Regions from separate parts of the Homo sapiens genome. Here regions 2 and 3 are each linked to region 1. The links are chromatin loops, found by intact Hi-C in ENCODE. Cell type or tissue: OCI-LY7. All regions are shown on one strand.

Evidence for each region. Peaks named below come from ENCODE experiments on the same cell type or tissue, not always from the same donor. Only the 100,000 strongest peaks of a DNase experiment are listed, where the experiment ranks them.
Region 2: a loop joins it to region 1, with 6 times the contacts of the local background. A loop is called at or near these places in 2 of 110 quality-filtered maps.
Region 3: it touches region 1 in a loop (2.3-fold over the local background); 18 of 110 quality-filtered maps call a loop at or near these places.

The regions. Positions count from the first base shown.
Region 1 is chr13:46,592,841-46,596,840 of GRCh38, forward strand. The region is part of intron 1 of LRCH1 (leucine rich repeats and calponin homology domain containing 1); the gene reads left to right. Among named protein-coding and RNA genes, the nearest start is that of LRCH1, 42 kb to the left of the region's middle. RefSeq lists a silencer at 2,547-2,596. In OCI-LY7, no CTCF peak of the experiment used is centred here; DNase peaks (open chromatin) are centred at 731, 1,715, 2,451 and 3,489; H3K4me3 peaks cover 4,000 bases; H3K27ac peaks cover 4,000 bases.
Region 2 is chr13:46,385,402-46,389,401 of GRCh38, forward strand. RUBCNL (rubicon like autophagy enhancer) reads right to left here and starts at 1,851. Exons shown (of 15, transcript NM_025113.5): 1 at 1,733-1,851. RefSeq lists enhancers at 1,618-1,707, 2,088-2,367, 2,398-2,497, 2,518-2,627. In OCI-LY7, CTCF peaks have their summits at 2,323 (motif pointing left), 3,425 (motif pointing left) and 3,628; DNase peaks (open chromatin) are centred at 670, 1,370, 2,240, 3,340 and 2 weaker places; H3K4me3 peaks cover 4,000 bases; H3K27ac peaks cover 4,000 bases.
Region 3 is chr13:46,664,533-46,668,532 of GRCh38, forward strand. The region is part of intron 2 of LRCH1 (leucine rich repeats and calponin homology domain containing 1); the gene reads left to right. Among named protein-coding and RNA genes, the nearest start is that of LRCH1, 110 kb to the left of the region's middle. RefSeq lists enhancers at 2,925-2,974, 3,490-3,709, 3,770-3,819. In OCI-LY7, CTCF peaks have their summits at 2,338 and 2,541; DNase peaks (open chromatin) are centred at 2,359, 2,759 and 3,589; H3K4me3 peaks cover 1,945 bases; H3K27ac peaks cover 3,235 bases.

The DNA of each region.
Region 1 (4,000 bases):
AGATCCCTTCATTCTCGCATTGGTATTAAAAATCAATATAGACCATGATTTTGGGTTTATGGCTTCTGTAAGTTTGTGAGGTTTCTCTACCTAAAATTCCCTTACCACCTGTCCTCCTATGTCCCTTCCCTCTACAGTCTCCACCTGTTCAAATCCCCATGTCCCTTCAGGACACGGGTCCCAGCCTCTGCCCCAATGTAGCCTTTCCTGCTTGCCTTTAAACTGGGAGTAATATCCTCCTTTGGATTACTAGCCCTGTATTTATAGCTGTTTTGAAACCCTATGGAAGTGTAGGCTTTGAATCATCAAAAAGTATTAAGTGATGTTCAGTACTTCCATTTACTCAGTACTAAAGTTCATCAGTGTATTTTCAAACATTTTTCAACAAGACTTGAAATAAAAAAAAAGTTTTTCCTTAAGAGGTTTTTTCTTTCTTTCTTTCCTTTTTTTTTTTTTTTTTTGTCCATTTGACATCTGAATCCTGAATTGACTAGACAAATTTGGTTTTTCTAGTCAGTGGTTAACTGGGACATGCCATTCTTCAAACATTTCTAGGAATCCCAATACCTAGTAGCTGATTCGGTCGTGCTGGAGAATACAAAGGCAGTAATCAAAGAGCCTACACAGAGAGACACTGAATTTTAGAACCAGGATAAATCAAAGTGACTTTAGTGAAACGTCACCACGATCTGACGTGATCTGAATAAACCACAATCTCAGAGAGTGAGGATATGTTTTGAGTAAATTTGTTCTGTGTGTTGGCGAGAGTGGCTGCCTAGTTAACCGTGGGCAGGTCTGTGAGTTTGCGGCATGCCCCTTCGTTCCAGCTGCTTGCTGATAGGCTGGCCCAGGCGGGATCCATCCTTCTGATCGCCAGGTCCTGATGAGGCTGGTGCCACCACTACATCCATTCCAGGGAGACTCCCAATCTCTGTCAGTTTCTTCTGCTTTTCTGAATTCTAAACTCACTCTGATCTGATTTCATTATTTGTCTGTTGTGGTAGCTTTGGTGAAGTTGGACCACAAATAATGATATAGAAGAAAAAATGAACTTTTTTTCTTCTTTCCTGTGTCCTTTTATCAGGTATCATTTCCTCTATAAAACTAATTTTAAGTTGATAGAGTCTTAGGTCTATAGCCACTGTTGAATGCACCTAATCAGGCCATCTCCTTGAACTAGAGAATGTTTGCATCATAGGATAGATACCAGGTTCCCTGAGAGGTGGGTACCAGGTGCCTGGGAAGTGAAGTAACTTGCCAAGAACAGAGAGCCAGGGAGTGACATTGCAGGCATTTAAGCCTAGGCAGTCTGAGTCCCGAAAACAAGTCAAGACATTTATTGTCTTTCCATTTCTTACCCATGTTCTTACTGTTTTGCCTGGACTCCTCTTTTAATCTCAGTGAAAAAAAAAAAAAAAGTACATATTTAACAACTGAAGAAAATAAACAGAGACTGTAGTAAATTTCCAAGCTAATAGCAAGTTATGTAAAAAATACTACTTGCTGATGAGGTTTGTAAGAACCTCCTAGAACCTTATAGAACAAGTGTGGAATACTTGTTTTCTGCTAAGGGCTATTGACCCCAAGAAAATTCAATGAAGCGATCTTTGCAAAATAGTAAATGATTTTTCTTTGTCTCCCTGCAGAAGCAAAGAGGCTTAGACCTCTAGCCACTGTTGAATGCACCAAATCAGGCCACCTCCTTGAGCTACACAGAATGTTTGCATTATAGGATAGGTGCCAAGTGCCCTGGAAGGTTGGTGGAGAGAGAGATGACTTCCAGCTGAGATTGTACAGTAGAATTTAATATTTAAAGTTTCTCGATTTGACGGGGCTGAATTAGTTCATATGAGTTCATAAGTAGGAACTGCTTCGCTTAATTTTGGTGAATAAAATATCCTGGCTGCAAAATACAAAAAAGAAAGTCACCCTCATTTTCAAATGTATGGTTAGTGCTTTCCATAGAAAACATATGGCTAAATGTGTGTGTTTTTTTAATTTAGCTCTGAAATGTGAAGACTGTAATAAGATCTAGTAACAAGAGCGCAGTTTAGAAAAACCTGATTGACTCTAGTTTATGTAACTATACAGGCTATATAAAGAAAGTCTCATAAATGAACTTCATCTAAAGAGTGTGGCAGCTATAACCTTCTCCAACTTTCAGGCTCTGGGTGTTCTCCTAGCTTCTTCTGAGTTTATAGTCTTTATGTAATTATTAATACCATGATGATCATTCTGGGGTTTGCTTTTTGCCCTGGTCACTTTAGGTTTAATTTTATTCCATTCCTGGTCATTTATAGTTTTGTTCTGTCATCTCCCCATACCCATCGAGAACCCTATTCTCCTGTGGCAGACTTTAATGAATGTAACCGCAGATTATGTGTTTTCTTTCTTTGGTGAACTTAGAGGATGCATAGGCCAGGTGCCAAGTGTTAGAAGAAACCATACCTTTCCTGATGGTGCTGCATGGCTAGCCTACCCCGACCATGCAGTAAGTGACTTCCTCACCGCTGATGTGGCAGACCTGCTCTGCATCTCCACAGGGTTTCTGGGTTCTTTTCCAGGCTGTTTCCATATTGCACACTCAGACTGGGTAGGAAAGCAGGCAGGGCACAGTTTTATATGTACGTCAGCATTTTCACTTGGTGATGGATATAAGCTAACTTTTGTAGCTCTCCTAGGTTTATTACTGACATCTGTTCCCCCCTGAGCATATCCAGCTGGGGCTGAAGCCACATCTGCACTTTAAACTTCCATCTACCTTTATGTTTTCAATGTAATTTTAGATTTCATTTGTTTTTAATTGTGAACTCAGAAGAGATGAGTTCCAGCTATGACTCAGTGTGAGTTCCTATGTCATAATTCTACATTTCTGGAGTGCTTACACCTGACAGGAATAAACTCAAGGAAACAAAAAGAACAGGAAAGGCCTTAGGCACATACTGGTTGTTCTAGATGTGGAGTTCTGCTGGCAACTGCCACAGAGTGAAATTGGCCACATGGAATCCAAAGCACGGCCTCACATTGTTTTTTTTTTTTTGAATATTTTATGTAAGACAGGGATGTTAAAGGTAGAGGAAGTAATTAAGAATGGCAGCTATGTCTTTAAAATTAAACACATCGGTCATAACTTTAATGAAGGTGTAAAAGTGTTTTTAGTTTTAAACAGGCAAAAAGGCTTTTAAATACAAGTAACCAGTTTTGAGACTTTAAAAAGCAGAAGTTTTTCATGCCAGTGCTTCCTATTTTAGTTTCAAAGGAAAGGAGGAGGAGCTGAGGTTTGGATGGTTATCATAGATGAGGGAGTTGACATGATCAAAAATGTTTTTTTCCCTGGGAACACATCTTGAGTGCTTATCTCTTCTAATAGATAAAGGGCTGGTGAATTTTGAATGTTTCCTGCAGCTCTGAAGAAACACTGTGATCCTAATGAACACCGAGGAAAGCTTGTATTGCAGCCCTAAATATTACCTGCTTCAAGGAGGCAGCATGTTTTGGTACAGTCTGATCATGACTATAAATCAAAGCATCTTTACTTCTCCAGGGAGATAAAAAAAATCATGTGTTACTTTATAAGGATCTTGTAGTTGCAGTATGTCTGTCAGATGTTTCCATTTTTATGATTTAAGACACTTGGTGCTGCTATGAATAGCAAATTGGAAAAATTGGGCATTTTTTAAATTTTGAATTTTATCTTAGCATATATCTGGAAATGAAATAGCGATCTTGGAACAGAGACATCTTTGTTAGAATATGAAAGAATGTCAGTGAATTCTAACTTGAAGCTACATTGAGATGACATGTTAAAGGCATGAATAGACAAAGGGAATGATTTTCAGGAAGTGCCTTCTGGAGACTGTGGGAAATCCCGTCATGGGTAGAGGAACAGCTTGCGATTGGATCAAAGTCACGCAAAGTTACGCAGGTGGTAGATGCTGGTAGTCAACATGGCTAGGTCCATGGCAATCGATCATTTGCCCAGCATTTTGCCTGCTGAATT
Region 2 (4,000 bases), 210 kb before region 1:
AGGCTGGACATACTTATCCAAGAACTGCCTAAATTTTTACAATGACACACCATGCTAAATCTTCCATATTAGAAATTCCATATTTCTCTCCATACTAGAAATAATCGTTCCATATTAGAAATAAGAACGTAGATTTGGTAACAAGGGAAACTATTCAAATTTGCCAGTGCTATTATTTGTGTGCCTTCAGATGGGTGGGGAAAAAATGTGTCAGCAAGCAATGCAGCCTTTCTTTAGTTTTTTACTTATCCTCTAAAGATCATGCAAAAAAAAAAAAAAACCAACAAACGTTTACTCTTGGATGTTTAACCTTGGCTCCGACAGAATGTTCCTTGTATCAAAAAACAAGAACTCAGCCAACAATGTTTTTGTTGTTAAACGGTTGCATGAAGACTATGTCCAGTCAAATCTAACCCCTCACCCCGCTCCAAGGCTATGACCCTCAATTTTCATCAAAGTTCCTACCATCTCCCACTTTGTAAAGGCCCTAAAGAAGTTAATGAAGAAGGCAAAGTTCCTGTCCTCTGCTGTCACTCAGTAATGAGCAGTTTCATGTGGCAGTGCAGAAACTGGGGTTTGAGAAACAGAGGTGTCCTGACACTCTGGACCGGTAATCACGAAAACCCCAGCACTGCCATAAAGATGCTGTCTTAACTCGGCTCCAAACAAAGTTCTGTCGGCGGCCGGCAGTGTTTCAGTGGGCAGCAATGTGGTGATACCTTCACAGGATACTTTATAGGCTTCAAAACACTTCCCTCCCTCCAGGCCATTAACCTTCTAAACCACACAGTGGGGTATGGCTGGAGTATTCTCCCCCTGAGGCAAGGGAACTGAAGTTCAAGAAGGTTTCTTGACTTGCCAAGATCTCCCCGCTACTTTGGCTTTAAGAAACTGGGTCTAAGAAACTCAAGCTTACGGATTCTCTGTTCTCTGCGCGCTCCCACCACATCTTCAATTCAAAGATCCTTCCAAATTCCACAGAAATAACCCAGTAAGGGCAGCTCTTGAGTATACCTTTTCCTTTGAGTCTTAATTTTCACTCAAGGCGAAATAACCCCTCCTCTGAAAGTTCTCCACGTTTTCCAAGCGGACAGCATCAAGTTCGCAGGGGATCTGTATCAGTCTCAGCAGGTGGACTTCACAAGGGGCGGGTTGGGGGAACGCCCGCCTGACCGTGTCCGGCGTGGCGGGGGGTTGGGGGCGAGAAGAGTGGGGGTTGCTATGTAGGGCGCCCGGACCAAATAACACGCCGCGATTTCACACTCCAGCCTAGCTCAGTTATGTAGCCAAATGTTTTTCTGTCACCACATATCCACGACTTTGGCTGTGTTGAGGACGAAAACAGAGAAAAGACACTGATCCCAGAACACTGCGCCTGGGAGGACGCAGGGCGCAGGCTTTGTAGTCTCTGAGAATCGCCCTGCGTAAAAGTGTCCTGAGGTCCCGCTTCTGCGCCCTTCCCGGCCCAAGCCGAACACAGGGTCAACCTCACTCTACAAAGTCAACCGGATAGAAATCCGCCACCCCGCGAGGAGCCCCTTCCTACTGTCTCCAAGGGGTCCCCGACACTGCTCTGAGCGACCCTAAGATACCTGGGTGTCTCTGCTGGGCACAAACCTCTCTGGCGCCACTTCCACCATCCAACCTCTCCCGCGGCCCTCCCTTCCCTTTCTCCAACCACCCTCTCCACCCCGCGCCGCTCCCATCTCGCCCCCGGCCCCGCCAGCCTCACCCAGCCAAACCCGAGCGGTGGAACGCTGCGCTGGGTAAACGCCGCGCGTCGGGTCCTCCCTCGCGCGGCTCCGGGCAGCGTTCCGTGGCCACCGCGCTCCCGGTAACAGCAGAAAGGGGAGGGAGGAGAGCTACCGAGGAGGGGACAGCGACGCCCCGACGCCGCCACGCCCCCCGCCTCCCACACGGGGGCCACCGTAGCTCTCTAGAAGCTCCTCAGGGAAGCAAAGCGCCGTTCCCGCCGCAGGCACCGAGACGTCGCCCAGATGGAAGAAACTCTGGAGATGCGCGCTCCTACACCGGTGCCGCGGCGCCCGGGCCCAGCACCACGCACCTATGCGCGCCTCTGCCGGTCCTCCTAGAAATCCCGCCCTGCCTACCCGCGGCGCGAGACGCAACGACGCTTTCAGGGGTCAAAGACCTGGCAGAAATGACTTCCCAACCCCAGATGCCCCCAGCAGCAGTATTTAGCAGTCATACAATTGCCTGAAATGAAGAATGAGTAATCTGGATGAGTCGGCCCTGAAATCGACCTGCAACTTACCCGGAACGTGAGCTGTCTCTCTCTGACCTCTGCTGGCTGCTTCACCTGGAGTCTGAGTCCGACTCATGTAGCACTTCACTGTCCGCGTTAGTTTAGCCTTCACTGTCAGCAACTCGTCACCTTGTCCTCTTGCAGCGAAGGTTTGGAATCCCATCACGGGTGTGCAGTGGTTAGTCCTGAGATCATGGTGGTGCTAGGAGAACCTGCCAACCAATACAGAAAGTTGTCACGAATAGAAACCTAAGCTCTGGCCGGGTGCGGTGGTTCAAGCCTGTGATCCCAGCACCTACTTTGGGAGGCCAAGTCGGATGGATCACTTGAGGTTAGGAGTTCGAGACCAGCCTGGCCAACATGGTGAAAGCCTGTCTCTACTAAAAATATAAAAATTAGCCGAGCGTGGTGGCGGGTGCCTGTTATGCCGGCTACTAGGGAGGCTGAAGCAGGAGCAACCCGGGAGGCGGAGGTTGCAGTAAGCCGAGATCGCGCCATTGCACTCCAGCCTGGGCGACAGAGCAAGACTGTCAAAAAAAAAAAAAAAAAAAAACAGAAAGGAGAAGAAGGGAAGGAGGGAGGGAGGGAGGAAGGCAGGCAGGCAGGCAGGAAGGAACCCAAGGGAGGGAGGGAGGGAAGAAGGAAGGAAGGAAGGAAGGAACCTAAGCCAAGGAAGGAAGGAAGGAAGGAAAGCAAAGAAAGGAAGGAAGGAAGGGCGAAGGAAGGAAGGAATCTAAGCCAAGGAAGGAAGGAACCTAAGCCCAGGAAGGAAGGAAAGAAGGAAGGAAGGAAGGTAGAAGGAAGGAAGGAACCAAAGCCAAGGAAGGAAGGAAGGAAAGAAAAGTAGAAAGGAAGGAAGGAAGGAAGGAACCTAAGTCCCAGAAGGAAGGGAGGGAGGGATGGAGGAAGGAAGGAAGCTAAGCTCTCTCTCGCGGTGCCCTGACTTCTCCCGGGGAAGGACCTCTGAGCTGCCTGCACTGGTAATGACACGTAGGTGAACCGGTCCTGGCTTTCTTAGAAGATTCCCTGCTGCATAAAACCAAATCCCGTTGCACTTTCCTGGGTTCCTTGGCTTTGTCCTTTGTCATTTCCAGGATGGAGCAGAGGCACTGGTAATTTGGCTTTTACTTGCCTGGTACCTCTGGCATGGAGTGGCTAAACGGTGGCACCATGTACTAGTTGCTGCCATCTTCAGATAAAATATTGAATCAATATGACAAAAGTCAGATGAATACTAGCTGCCAATTACCCTGCTTCCCTTGGGGGCAGCCTGTTTGGAGCATAGACCAGCTTTGACCTGCAAGAACTCTGGATATTTGGAATATTTAAAATTCCAAATACAGTATCCCAGGAATTCAGGTCAGCTGAAGGCCGATTGGGAAGGGCTTACCTTAAATGAATCAGAAAGAAAAAGGTGTGGGTGTGTGCTAACATTTTTTGAGTATCGGCTATGTGCCAGGTACTTTTTCTTATTATTTTAAGCAAGTCTGTGAACATCCCTGAGAATAACAAATCATTTGTTCCCATTTCGCAAGGGGGAAATCTATGACTTAGGTTCAAATAACTTGCCCAAGGTCACAGAGCTAATAGGTAGCACAGTTAGGCTTTGAAGGCAGGTGTATCTGACACCAAACCCTATGTCCAATTTCCACCATACTACCAGCAAGATGGAAGAATAATGAAATAAAGGGACCAGGCAAGAGCCAGTTTCAGGAATACTTAAAGGGAAAGAGG
Region 3 (4,000 bases), 72 kb after region 1:
GGAGTAGGCTAGACACTTAGGTTTGTGTAAGTACTTTCTGTGATATTCACACAATAACACAATGGCATGATGAAGCATTTTAAAGAAGGTATCGTTGTCATTAAGCAACACGTGGCTGTAAAATCGAGCTGAGCACACCTATGCTCTCTATGGTCACCTCCTCGCTGCTTTGTTACATTAGTGGCTAGGTGAGGTTTAATCTTTATATATGGATGTGGTGTTGGGCTAAGCATTTTCACATCTATAATGTCGTGTTAGGTAGGTCTTATTGTCTCTGTTTTATAGCTGAGAAAACCAGAGAGATTAAATGATTTACCTGATTTGTGGCAAATCATCTCTATGGTATTTGAACCCAGGTCTTAAAATTTCACAACAGGTGGCCTTTCTCTCTTTATCTCTTACTTAAAAATTGGCTTAGTCTGGGAGGGGCAGTCTCTTGACAATCTGAAAGGTTTTTACAATTGGTGACTTTTCTGCCACACCAAGCAGCCAATTGAGTGAGTAAATTTGTTATATAAATTTTTCTATAAATTATTTTCTAAGTGAAAATAATTTTCTGTATTCTGTTAAGTGAATCCATTCACTGAAAATACAGAGGTATATTCCAGTAGAATTTAAAAATGTGGGTATTATGCTCTGTTAATAAAATCACCTGTAAGAACATAGCATGTCTTTATAATCACATATCTTAAGGAAAATAACCTTTTGATAAACCAATAATAAATAATATCAGATACTAAGATTGAGACTCAAACTATGGACATCAATAAGTGCCATAGTCAAAATACATCAAAATAATACTCTAAAAGTAAAACCAGAAAAAGTGATTTGGTTTGTAAATTCCTTAATTTAGGAGTTAAGTGAGGGATAGTGGTACTTGAAGCCAAGATAAATGTATCCTGCAAATTTAGGCTGCCAAGAATGTTTAGATTATATTGAGCTGCCTTATTTCATCTTGAAATGATGAAATAGACAAATGAATCCAGCAGGAAGTCATTTAACTGAAAAAGATGGAAGATGAAGCATTCACAATAATATGGATCTGGTAAAAGCCCACTGCCTTCCCTCTCTTTCTCTTTCCTCCCCACCCTGATCTTCAACCCAGACTCTGCAGGGACAGTGACAAAGAGACAGGTTTGGGGTAGGGGTGGGGGTGTAGACTTGGCTCTGGTGATGTAGCTTGTCGGATACAATATGGCCTTATTTTCAAACGTTCTTTCAGCACAGAGCCAGTTTATAGCACCAAGGCTGCAGAAGACCAGGGGTGTAGGATAGTGGATTGTGGCCTGAGGCACTTACTTGCTTGAGAAAAATTGCTGCCAGAAGAGTGGTTTCAAAAAGCTGAGGCTGCTGCTGTGGTTGCTAGTGGGTAGAGGATTAAAGGGAATGCAGCTTTTCCTCTCCTGTCTAAATATTTGCTGGAGAGCAAATGGGCTTTTGTGTGCCTGTGTATTTCCTTTTTCTATTGGGGAAATTACAAGTAATACAGGAACATCCTGTGATAAAATATATGAAGTAGAGGCTGAGGGAGCAGAGAGATGAAGTCGAAGAAATGTGCCCCAGGTCTGTGGCCTGCTGTACGGTGACTAAATTCTTAGCATGGTGAATTGGTAAGTCTACAGATGATTAACTACAGTGTAAACAAGACATATATGGAACATAAATATGAGATAGGCCATTCCATCAGCAGCTTTTAGTGTAAAAAGCATCCGTTCCCCTCAAAGAGACCATGAATGTTTTCACAAGCTTAAATTTTATTTTATTTTAAGTAAGTACCCACTCTGGAAGATTTCCAATGAGAATAAACCCATGTAATCTCAAATACTCACGCATCTGAATGAGCAGAACTTTCTTTGTGTTTCTCAAAGTAGTATGATACATGACTCTCCCAGTTCCATATCTGCTAATCTGGTTAGATCCCTGCACCAACTAGTGAGACGGATAACTTAGAGTGTAACTCTGAGTTTCCAGGCAAAGAAATGTAGGAAAGATCTTAACTTGTATTTGTTAACTCTGCTAAAAATAGGAATGTAGAACTTTCTTGAAAATACTAATCTTTGTTCTCATTATCCCTCTTCAAAAGGAGGTTTACGTATGGCTCCAAATAAATAGACTTGCCTTATTAACATTTTTATTTGCCGATCCTCACTTTATAAAATTGCATATTAACAAATATTTTATAACCACAAGTTACATTTCAAATTATTTGCTTGCCACCTTTTAATAAACTGAGTTCTCTTTTCTGAAGGAGCCTTTTTTGGAGCTTGAAAAAAGCCCTCACAGCAGGGTAACAGGAAGACCCCCTCCTCCAGCCAAAAGAGTCCCACTGAGCCCCTGCTGGTGAGAGAGAGCCTTGGGAGGGATGTGAGAGGCAGAAACACAGGCTGCTGGCCCTAGCTCCTCCCTTCCACCGTCCCCAGAGACCAGGAGAGAGTGCCAGTGCGGGCCCATTGCCCTTATTCTCTTGGTCCAATCCTGCTAACTAGGGAAAGTGAAGAGCTGGTTGGTCTTTTGCAAGCCAGGAACCTACCAGGAGGGCACTCAATCTCCTCCCTCCTTCTGCTGGACCCTCTTAAAGAAAAATCTGCCTCTTTCTGGAAATAGCTTTTTCCATGGGTCTGCACAATGGAGAGAAGATATGACTGTATCTCTTCTTGCTAAAACATAGTTACATGGGTAATTGAGTGCCCTGGAGCAGCAGAGATATCAAGGTGTTGACAAGGCCGTGCCCAGATTAGAAAGGTTCTTTCCACAGCACAGCACCTGCTTTTTCTGAGCTCATCAGGTAGAGCTGCCCTTCAGTTAACCAGATTTCTGCTCCCTCATATGGAGGAGAGTCAAACTTCTAATTGAAGAATGACATATATTCAGAAAAGTGCACAGATCATAAGTATACATCTCAAAGAATTTTCATGTTCTCACTCATAGGTGGGAATTGAACAATGAGAACACTTGGACACAGGAAGGGGAACATCACACACCGGGGCCTGTCGTGGGGTGGGGGGAGGGGGGGAGGGATAGCATTAGGAGATATACCTAATGTAAATGACAAGTTAATGGGTGCAGTACACCAACATGGCGCATGTATACATATATAACAAACCTGCACGTTGTGCACATGTACCCTAGAACTCAAAGTATAATTAAAAAAATAAAAAATAAAAAATAAAGAATTTTCACAAATAGGAGCACTCGTAACACATATCCAGGTCACATTTATCATTTTATAATGATGTTTCTTTCCTGATGATAAAAGCACTTGTAGAAAGTTTGGAAAATACATCAAAGTATAATAATGGAAATAAAAACCATCCATTGTACCTATACCCGAAGAGGAGTACCGATAGTATTTTGGTGTATTTCCATTCTGTCTGTCTCTCCCCCTCACATACACAGATACATGCATGTCTATAAATACACTCACACAGGAACACAGCTTCTGAAACTTTATGCATGTGTGTGCAAACACACAGCAGTTTTATTAAATAGTTACACTGAATGACATACAGATTTTTAGATATTTCACTCTGTGGTTGTTGGCTTCAACACCAGAAGGGCAGAGAAAGAAAGGGAAACTGAAACCCATCTGTCTTTTTGCTTGGTAGCAGGAAAAAGGGGCTTTTTGTGGGGGAGGAGATTGAAATAAATGGCTGACATATAAATAAGGATGGTTCGTAGATTTTATTTATCTAGTATTTTCCATCTCCATGAAAACTAAGCATTGATGATAGAAAGTTCAGAAACTTCTGGGTAGAGACCCTCTTCTTGTAGAGCAGAGATGAGACATCAACTTAGACTTTTTTGGCTGCTCTGTGGAACTAAACCCCTCTGGGCTGCAGTTCCACTTTGCCAGAAGACCAACTTTCCTTTCTTTCTCTTTTAGTTAGCTCTCTTGCAGATACCAAAACAGACTTAAACTGTAGCAACCCTTGTTTTAACAAAAGGAAGCTGAGTCAAAATGTTGGAAATGAGCCCGGTGGTTTTGTGAGTTGCAGCAAAA